Linked DNA regions of Homo sapiens: region 1 is linked to region 2. Evidence: chromatin loops called from intact Hi-C (ENCODE). Cell type or tissue: heart right ventricle. All regions are shown on one strand. Links, peaks and the distances in the headings refer to the core of each region. The heading gives the core; the rest is flanking DNA.

Region 1 (4,396 bases), core at 333-4,332, 480 kb before region 2:
CTTAAATTATTTTCAGATACCTTCCCAGAACCTGTCAAGTTATGAGAAGGCTCAGGGCTACTGAGCTGATAGTCTCAAGTTTTCTATATTGGTCACATAACATTAACTACTTAACCACCTAGGTTCCGGGCTGTCTACTTATTTCAGACTCATGTTTCTGAAATAAACATGGCTCTCTTTCTATGGCCCTGGCCTCAGGCTTGCTGCTGGCCATTTTCAACCAAAGTTCCCTCTGTAGTGCTGTTCTGCGGACAGCAACAGAACAGATATCATCAGGCAGGGGCAGTGACAGCCAGATATTAAGAGATGACCAGCCCTGGCTGGGCGCTGTGGCTCACACCTGGAATCCTAACATTTTGGGAGGCCAAGGCAGGTGGATCACCTGAGGTCAGGAGTTCGAGACCAGCCTGGCCAACATGGTGAAACACCATCCCTACTAAAAATACAAAAATTAGCCAGATGTGGTGGCATGCACCTGTAGTCCCAGCTGCTCAGAAGGCTGAGGCAGGAGAATTGCTTGAACCTGGAAGGCGGAGGTTGCAGTGAGCTGAGATTGTGTCACTGCACTCCAGCCTAGGCAAGAGAACGAGGCTCCATCTTAAAAAACAAACAAACAAACAAACAAACAAACAGAGATGACCAGCCCAAAGGTAATGAACAGACAAGGGAGTTGAAAGTTACCAAAGAGACACACGGATCAAGTCTGCAGAAGACAGAGCGTAGAGTCCTGGATTAGATGATAGAATCCAGATTCAATGAGGGCTCAGTTAGCTAGAATGTGAGTCCAAACTGACAAGAGGAAAATTTAAAGGAATACAATTTTACCTGCTTTTGCTTTTGGTATCACCATGCCATAGGCATTGATGGAAGACACTTGGCCTGGGAGCAATTTTATGTGAAAAATATCTTGGGGTTTCGATCAGACAACCCAAATGTAAGCCTGGACTGTTAATACAGGACTAAGGAGAATGGGATATAATGAATCTCTTGAACTCTTTTTTGTTTTTTTTTCCAGACAGGGTCTCACTCTGTTACCCAGGCTGGAGTGCAGTGGCCCGATCTTGGCTCACTGCAGCCTTGACTTCCCAGGCTCAAGGGATCTGCCTGCCTCGGCCTCCCAAAGTGCTGGGATTATAAGCATGAGCCACTGTGCTCGGCCTGGATTCCTTGAATACTACACTTCAGACTACACCTGGGATATTTGGGTCCTGGTCTGACTATAATGACTGAGATGAGATATGAGCAGAAGGTATACAGATCCTCTTTCCTGGTCACCCATTTCCCACATGCTGTTGAGCGTCAGCTGCTAACCCTCCTGAGAACTGCCCTTGCCCAAATGGGAACCACTTCACTCAGGAAGGTTTCCTCGAACACCCCTCACCCCCAGAGCCAATGACTGAGTGTCACAGTATACAAGACTGAACCCCTTGCCTCAAGGTGAGACTCACTCTGTAGCACCACTCAGGATCCAGAGCTCCCCGTGGCATCAGGCTGGGCTGGTCTCTGGCTAAACTGCATCCTTGCTTAGCTCCGCCCTCTTGCCCATCCTGTTTCCCTGGCTTCCCTACAGGTTTCCCCTGTGGCCACTCCCCAGTAAATCACTTGCACCAGCATCCCTGTCTCAGATCCTGGATGATGAATGAAGGCTCTGGGAATCATTCAGGGAGAGATAAAGAAGCTAAAATATTTAGGAAAAAAGATTTAGGGAAATATGATAAGCAGCTGCCTTCAATTTTTTTTTTTTTTTTAGAATTAGAGGGCTGGGTGCAGTGGCTCACACCAGTAATCCCAACACTTTGGGAGACCAAGGCAGGAGGATTGCTTGAGCCCAGGAGTTTAAGACCAGTTTGGGCAACATAGCTAGACCCTCTCTCTACAAAAAATAATTTTAAAAATCAGCCAGGCAGGACAGGTATGGTGGCTTACATCTGCAATCCCAGCACTTTGGAAGACTGAGGCAGATGGATTACTTAAGGTCAGGAGTTCAAGAATAGCCTGGGCAACATGGCGAAACCTCATCTCTACTAAAAATACGAAAATTAGCCAGCGTGTTGGTGCACGCTTGTAATCGCAGCTGCTTGGGAAGCTGAGACAGGAGAATCACTTGAACCTGGGAGCTGGAGGTTGCAGTGAGCCAATATTGTGCCACTGTACTCTAGCCTGGGTGACAGAGTGAGACTCTGTCTCAAAAATAATAATAATAATAATAAATTAGCCAGGCGTGGTGGCACACACCCATGGTCCTAACTACTTGAGAGGCTAGCTAGGAGCTAGCCCAGGAGTTTGAAGCTGCAGTGAACTATGATCACGCCATTGCACTCCAGCCTAGGCAACAGACCAAGATCCTGTCCCCACCCCCCCCCAAAAAAAATTAGAAAGTAGAAAAAGAATTGTATAGAAATGGAATAAAAGCAGAATTTGACTCAGTTTCAGAAAGAACTTTCTAATAAGCAAAGCTTTACACCATAGGTATAGCCTGTCTTGTAGAATAATTGGAAACCTGTCATCGGAAATATTTACACAGAATCCAGAGGACCTTCCTACATCATCTGGTGAGTCACTGGACTGACCAAAGGCACACTGTGAATGTTATTACTCCAAGTGGCCACAAGATGGCAGCAGCAGAGAACGTCCCACAGGTGATTAAGTAGAAAATTCTAGTTTCCAGAATTTTTTTTTTTTTTTTTTTTTTGAGACAGAGTCTCACTCTGTTGCCCAGGCTGGAGTGCAGTGGCACAGCCTCGGCTCACTGCAACCTCCACCTCCTGGGTTCAAGCGATTCTCCTGCCTCAGCCTCCCGAGTGGCTGGGATTACAGGCGCCCACGACCATGCCCCGCTAATTTTTGTATTTTTAGTAGAGATGGGGTTTCACTATGTTGGCCAGGCTGGCCTCGAACTCCTGGCCTCAGGTGATCCACCCGCCTCAGCTTCCCAAAGTGCTGGGATTACAGGCATGAGCCACTACGCCCAGCCGTTTCCACAAATTTGATTCCAAACTCTAACCATGATGATAGGTGTTATGTCCATTATTATAAGCCCTTATAGATTTATGATACACAAAACTGAGAAAGTAAAAACATTTCCCCCAAATTTGTATCTTACTATTAGAAAAAAAGGAAACTGAAGGCCGGGTGAGGTGGATCATGCCTGTAATCCCATCACTTTGGGAGGCTGAGGCAGGTGGATCACCTGAGGTCAGGAGTTCCAGACCAGCCTGGGCAACATGGCAAAACCGTCTCTCTACTAAAAATACAAAAATTAGCCAGGCATGGTGGTGCACACCTGTAATCCCAGCTACTCAGGGGGCTGAGGCAGGAAAATCGCTTGAACCCAGGAGGCGGAGGTTGCAGTGAGCCAATATTATACCACTGCACTTGGGCAACAGAGCAAGACTCTGTCTCAAAAAAAAAAAAAAAAAAAAAAAGAATCTCAGAGGTAGAAAGAGGTAAGCCCTGATCAGTGAGGTTTATCCTGATTCAGAGAAAATGTGCTTCTTACATTCTGATCATGATGCTACTTCCATCTGACTGCACAATTTCCAGGCCCAATCATTGTGTACCTTCCAAGAGAGGGAGTCTGTATTTGAAATAGCCTCAATAATGAGGCCACACATTAGGCTCAGCCTATGTTGGCTTATGGTTCTCACAGAAAAAATTATCCACACTGCTAGTCTTCTTCCTGCACCAACCTCAAAGTCTACAGAAAGATGTCCCAGCACTGGGAGCTTGAATAACACCTCTACTGGGGAACCGAAATATACCAGTGATTCAATGAAGCAGATTAATATCAGAGTTCTGTTTGCAACCCTGAGGCCAGTCAATCCTACCAGCCCTTGCCTCCATCTGTGGTAGCCAGCCTCCAAGATGGCCCCCTATGATCTTTTCCTCCTGATATCTATGCCCTTGTATCATCCCCATCACACTGAATCATGGCTAGTCTGTGTGAATGACAAGATATGTAGAAGTAATGGTGCATTTCTTCTAAGACTAGGCCATTAAAGACACTTGCAGCTTCTTCTGCCATTCTCTCTTGGATCATTCACTGTGGAGGAAACCAGCTGCCATATTGTGAGGACACTCAAGCAGCCCTATGGAGAGGTCCTCATGGGGAAGAACTGAGGCTTCCTGCCAATGGCCAGCAGTTTGCCAACCACATGAGGTCCTCTAGCCCCATTCAAGCCTTCAGATGGCCACAGCCCCAAGTAACATCATAAGAGACCCCAGGTCTAAACTGCCCAGATCTGCTTCTCCTGAATTCCTGACGCACTGAATCTGAGTTAATGTTTATTTTTGTTTTAAGCTACTATGTTGTTTTGTTTTGTTTGTTTTTGAGACAGGGTCTTGCTCCAGGCTAGAGTGCAGTGGCACAGTCTCGGCTCACTGCAACCTCCACCTC
Region 2 (4,396 bases), core at 270-4,269:
GGACCGCAGTAAAGATGGGGAGAAGTGGTCATCCTAAGGGTAAAGACAAGACTTGTGAGTGGATTGAATGCTGTGGATGAGGAAAGAGAAGACTCAAGGGTAACAGATGTTTATGACCTGAAGCTGGATCAGTCGTGGCCCCATCTTTCTAATGGAGGAGGGTGGTTTCTGTGTAGTTATGGGGATAAGAGACTGACTGAGTTAGGATAGAATGGAAGGTGGAATACTGTAGACAGTGTGTATAGACACCTCTTTCAAGGGTGTGTGTGTGTGTGTGTGTGTGTGTGTGTGCACGCACGAAGGAGATCATAGAATGGACAGTAGCTAAAGAGGGATGCAGAGAAAATAAGGGTTGTCTTTTTTTTAAGTTGGGAGATATGACAGCATCTTTATGTGATGATGGAGCCATTCTCTGGGTTGGGGAACTGTGGGAGAGAAGCAGGGTCGAGGTGAAATCAGTTTCCGGCATGTTGAATTTGAGATGATCATCTGATTGGATGACTAGGTGGTGAAGTAAAGTGTACTGTGAAATATGAGGCTATCAAGTTCAGGAAACACCTACAGTCCAAAGTCCATTCCTTCATCAGCTGGGCTGGCCACCTCTGACCAGACACTGGGTTAAAAAGACAGTGCATTACAGTGACTTCTTTGCTCAGAGCTGCCATTAGCTTCCCTTCGCATTCACATTCAGAATAAAAGCCAAGGTCATTTCCATGGCCTGGAAGGTCTTATATGATGTGGACTCCATCTTCCTCTCAAAGCCACTCTCCAGCCATTCAGCTCCTCACTCGCCCTGCTCCTGCCCCTGCTTGCTACATCAAACCATGCATGCCCCTCGGCCTTCACATTTGCTGTTTCTTCTACCTGAAAACTTGCTCCTCACATCTTAATATGGCTCACCCTTGCCTTCTTTCAGATGTTGCTTCCTCAGTGAGTCCTTCCTTAACCACCTTATTAAAAAAAAAAGAACTCCTGCCACTGTGCCAGCATTGCCAGTAGAATTTTCTGTGATGATGGAGATACAGATTTCCTGTATCTGCATAGCCCAATGTGGTAGTCTCTAGCCACATGGGCAGTTCCTCCTGTCTAAGGAACTGCATTTTAAGTTTCATGTAAAAACCAATAGCCATGTGTACTTAGTGGATACTGTACTAGACAACGCAGCCCTTATCCCACTTTTACTTTTTCATAACGCTTATCACTGCCTGAGATTACATATTTATTTGAATATTGTTCATTAATAGAAAGGAGGCTTCATAAGAAAAAGAACTTTGTCTGTTTCCTTCACTACTTTATTCTTAATATTTCAAACACTGCCTGGCAGATGGTAAGTGTGTAAATATTTGTTGAATGAACATGAGATTTTAATTAAGTAGAAATAAGCAGATGCAATAAACAGACACCAAAAGCATCTTATCTTGTGAGCATGCCATGTGACAAGTCCCAGGGAAGACTTTGTCCTCACTGATTTTTTTTTTCAGTCATACTTTTGTATTATGGTATGTTTATGTGTTTGTGTGTGTGTGTGTGTGTGTGTGTGTGTGTGTGTATATATGGTGTATGTACATATATTTTGAGACAGTCTGACTCTGTCACCCAGGCTGGGTGCAGTGGTGTGATCTCAGCTCACTGCAACCTCCGCCTTCCAGACTCCCCCCACCTTAGCCTCCCAAGTAGCTGGGACCACAGGTATAAACCACCACACGTGGCTAATATTTTGGTATTTTTTGTAGAGATGAGGTTTCGCCATGTTGTGTAGGCTCACTTCAAACTCCTGGACTCAAGTGATCCACCTGCCTTGGCCTCCCAAAGTGCTGGAATTACAGGCCTGAGCCACTGCACCTGGCCTGTGTTATGGTATATTTTGCTGTCGTTGAAATATAAACGGATTTTAGGTATTGGCATTTTAATGTGAATTGGTTTCTAAGATCATTTCATTCTTCACAGCCAGTTGAAAATGGACCTTGGAGGGAAAAAGTACGAGAAACCATGAAGGATCAAGTAAGAAGGTGGCAAAGATAAATAAACTTTATCCATGTCTTAATCCTTAAGGGAGCCACTTGTTGTTTGGTCTGTACTCTGCTTCCATCTTCTGTTCAGAGATGAGAATTGCAAGATCACATTTAAATTGAGGTACCATTGAAGGAGAGAGCAGAGTTAATTGTTCAGAAAAATAAAGATTCTTCTTGAAGCTTTCAGATTATCCAGATGCTATCTGAATGCCTACGTAAATAATGTAGACCACTTGAATTCCAAGCATGACACTTTGGTGTGGCTGGAAAAGGATGATAGATGCAGACAGATAACAGTCATTACAGTGCCATGTAAAGCAACCTCTTACACCCTTTCAGTTAGGGAACAACCGAAAATGAGCCCCAGCAAGAACATGGCCCAGAGCAGCGAGTTTAGCTAGGCTGCAAAAGAGATACAGGGAGATGTGGGGTGAGGGCAAAGTGAGATGTGTGTAAAGGGGGCTTTTGTACCCCCCCCCCCCACACACACACACAACCCGGGAAAACCCTGAAAGGTTTTCTCAGGCAGGGACACTGAAGTGGGTCATTTGATGGGGTCTTTGGCTGTCTTGATGACCACCCAGTGCCTGGTCAGCCGAGAGTCCTGAGGTCCTCTGCTCTGATCGAATCACACCTGGTGTGTGGCGTTTGGTGCTGGGCATTCTTGGTTAAGAAAGGCATCATGGGGGCCATCCAGAACTTTACTGTGGACACAGACCTCTCTGAGGTTGTGAGGAAATGCAGATTCTGTTTCAGGGGCTCTGGGGCAGCTGAGAGCTGTAACCAGCTCACAGGAGATGCTGATGGTGCTGGTCCAGGGTCCAGGGGCTGCACTTGGAATAGGGATGAGTGAGGGAGGGTGACCAGGAGAACAGGTCCTGTAAGGATTCACCAGAGCATCCTTGGTTGTTGTATTAGCCAGAGTTCTCTAGAGAGACAGAACCAATAGGATATATGTTTATAGAGATGTATGAGAGGGGATTTATTAGGGGACTTGGCTCACATGATTATGGAGACTGAGGAGTCCCATGACTGGCTGTCCACAAGCTGGAGACCCTGGGATACCAGTAGCGTGGCTCAGCCCAAGTCTGAAGGCCTGAGAACCCAGGGGTTACTGGTATAAGTCTTGGAGCCCAAAGGCTAGAAAGCCTGCAGTTCTGATGTCCCAGGAGGAGGGGGAGGAGGGAGTGCAGAGAGAGAGAGACAGAGAGACACCAATTGCCTTTTCCCTACTTTCGTTCTATCCAAGCCCCCAGCCGGCTGGATGCTGCTCATCCATATTGAGGGCAGATCTTCTGCACTTGGTCCACCTGGATTCACACACCAATCTCCTCTGGAAATACCTAACAGACACCGTCCCCCCACCCCCCACCAATGATACTTTATCAGTACTAGGTATTCCTTAATCCAGTCAAGTTGTCATCTAAAATTAATCATCACAGATGCTAGCTTGGAGAAGCCAGAGGCGAGCTGGGGATCACGATACTTGCTTCCCGTCTTTGGAGGGATGCGTTCTTATTCAGCATCACTGGAGAGGGCAGATTTAGAAAACAGGAGTGGGAAAGGAATTCTGAATCAACATAGGGGTGAATCTCCTCACAAGCTAAGCTTGCCATAAATGGGATGCACTACAGCACAGAGTTGTGGAGTCTTTTCCATTTTGAGATTTCATTCAGACATGAACGATAGTCTGGTGGGAGGATGTTTGAGACACGTTTTTTGTTTGGGTGGAGGTTTGAGTTTGATGGTATCAGATGTCCCACAGATTCTGGGAAGAAGAATTATTCTAGGACAACATCACTCATTTAATTTCAAGGTTTAAGATAGGAACTGTTCTGAAGCCAAATATGTGAGGTGCTTGTTGCAAAAATAAGCCAAAAAACTTGCAGACAGTGTGCGACCTTAAATGTAATTAAGCTGCTTAGGTAGAGGAAATAAATGACAACACTGAAGAATATTAAATAACTCTTGACAGCAGAAGCTGGAGACAGAATAATTAAAAACATCGGGCCATCTGGGGCCACTTTCTGGAAGAGACAAGTGGCACCACTGATCTTAACCGCTGCCCCCCACCAAGTTCTGCTTATGCAATTGTTGATGCTCAGGGGATGATCCTGAGATTGAAAGAGAAAAGCTCTAGTGTGAAGAAACTAGAAGAGGCATAATATATCTCACATAGGTCCATATCATACTCTAAAAACAGATTTGGCATTTTGAAAATATATCCTTCAGTCTCTGGATAGTTAACATAATAAATTTTCAAAGTAAAGTGTGAGTTTCCAAAACATTTAATCTGCTACAAGCTCAGTGGAGCCAGGTTTTGGAATTGGGGGCTTCCATGAGGAAGGTAATGTTTCACTTATTTCACAATAGGAACACACTTC

The links. Hi-C counts contacts between places; a loop is a spot of excess contacts. Peaks named below come from ENCODE experiments on the same cell type or tissue, not always from the same donor. Only the 100,000 strongest peaks of a DNase experiment are listed, where the experiment ranks them.
Region 1: it touches region 2 in a loop (5-fold over the local background); 26 of 110 quality-filtered maps call a loop at or near these places.

The regions. Positions count from the first base shown.
Region 1 is chr3:37,211,398-37,215,793 of GRCh38, reverse strand. No RefSeq gene overlaps it. Among named protein-coding and RNA genes, the nearest start is that of GOLGA4, 30 kb to the left of the region's middle. In heart right ventricle, for the core only: a CTCF peak has its summit at 2,610 (motif pointing right); a DNase peak (open chromatin) is centred at 2,623.
Region 2 is chr3:36,727,347-36,731,742 of GRCh38, reverse strand. All of the region lies in intron 2 of DCLK3 (doublecortin like kinase 3), which reads left to right. Among named protein-coding and RNA genes, the nearest start is that of DCLK3, 35 kb to the left of the region's middle. In heart right ventricle, for the core only: CTCF peaks have their summits at 1,887 and 2,086 (motif pointing left); no DNase peak of the experiment used is centred there.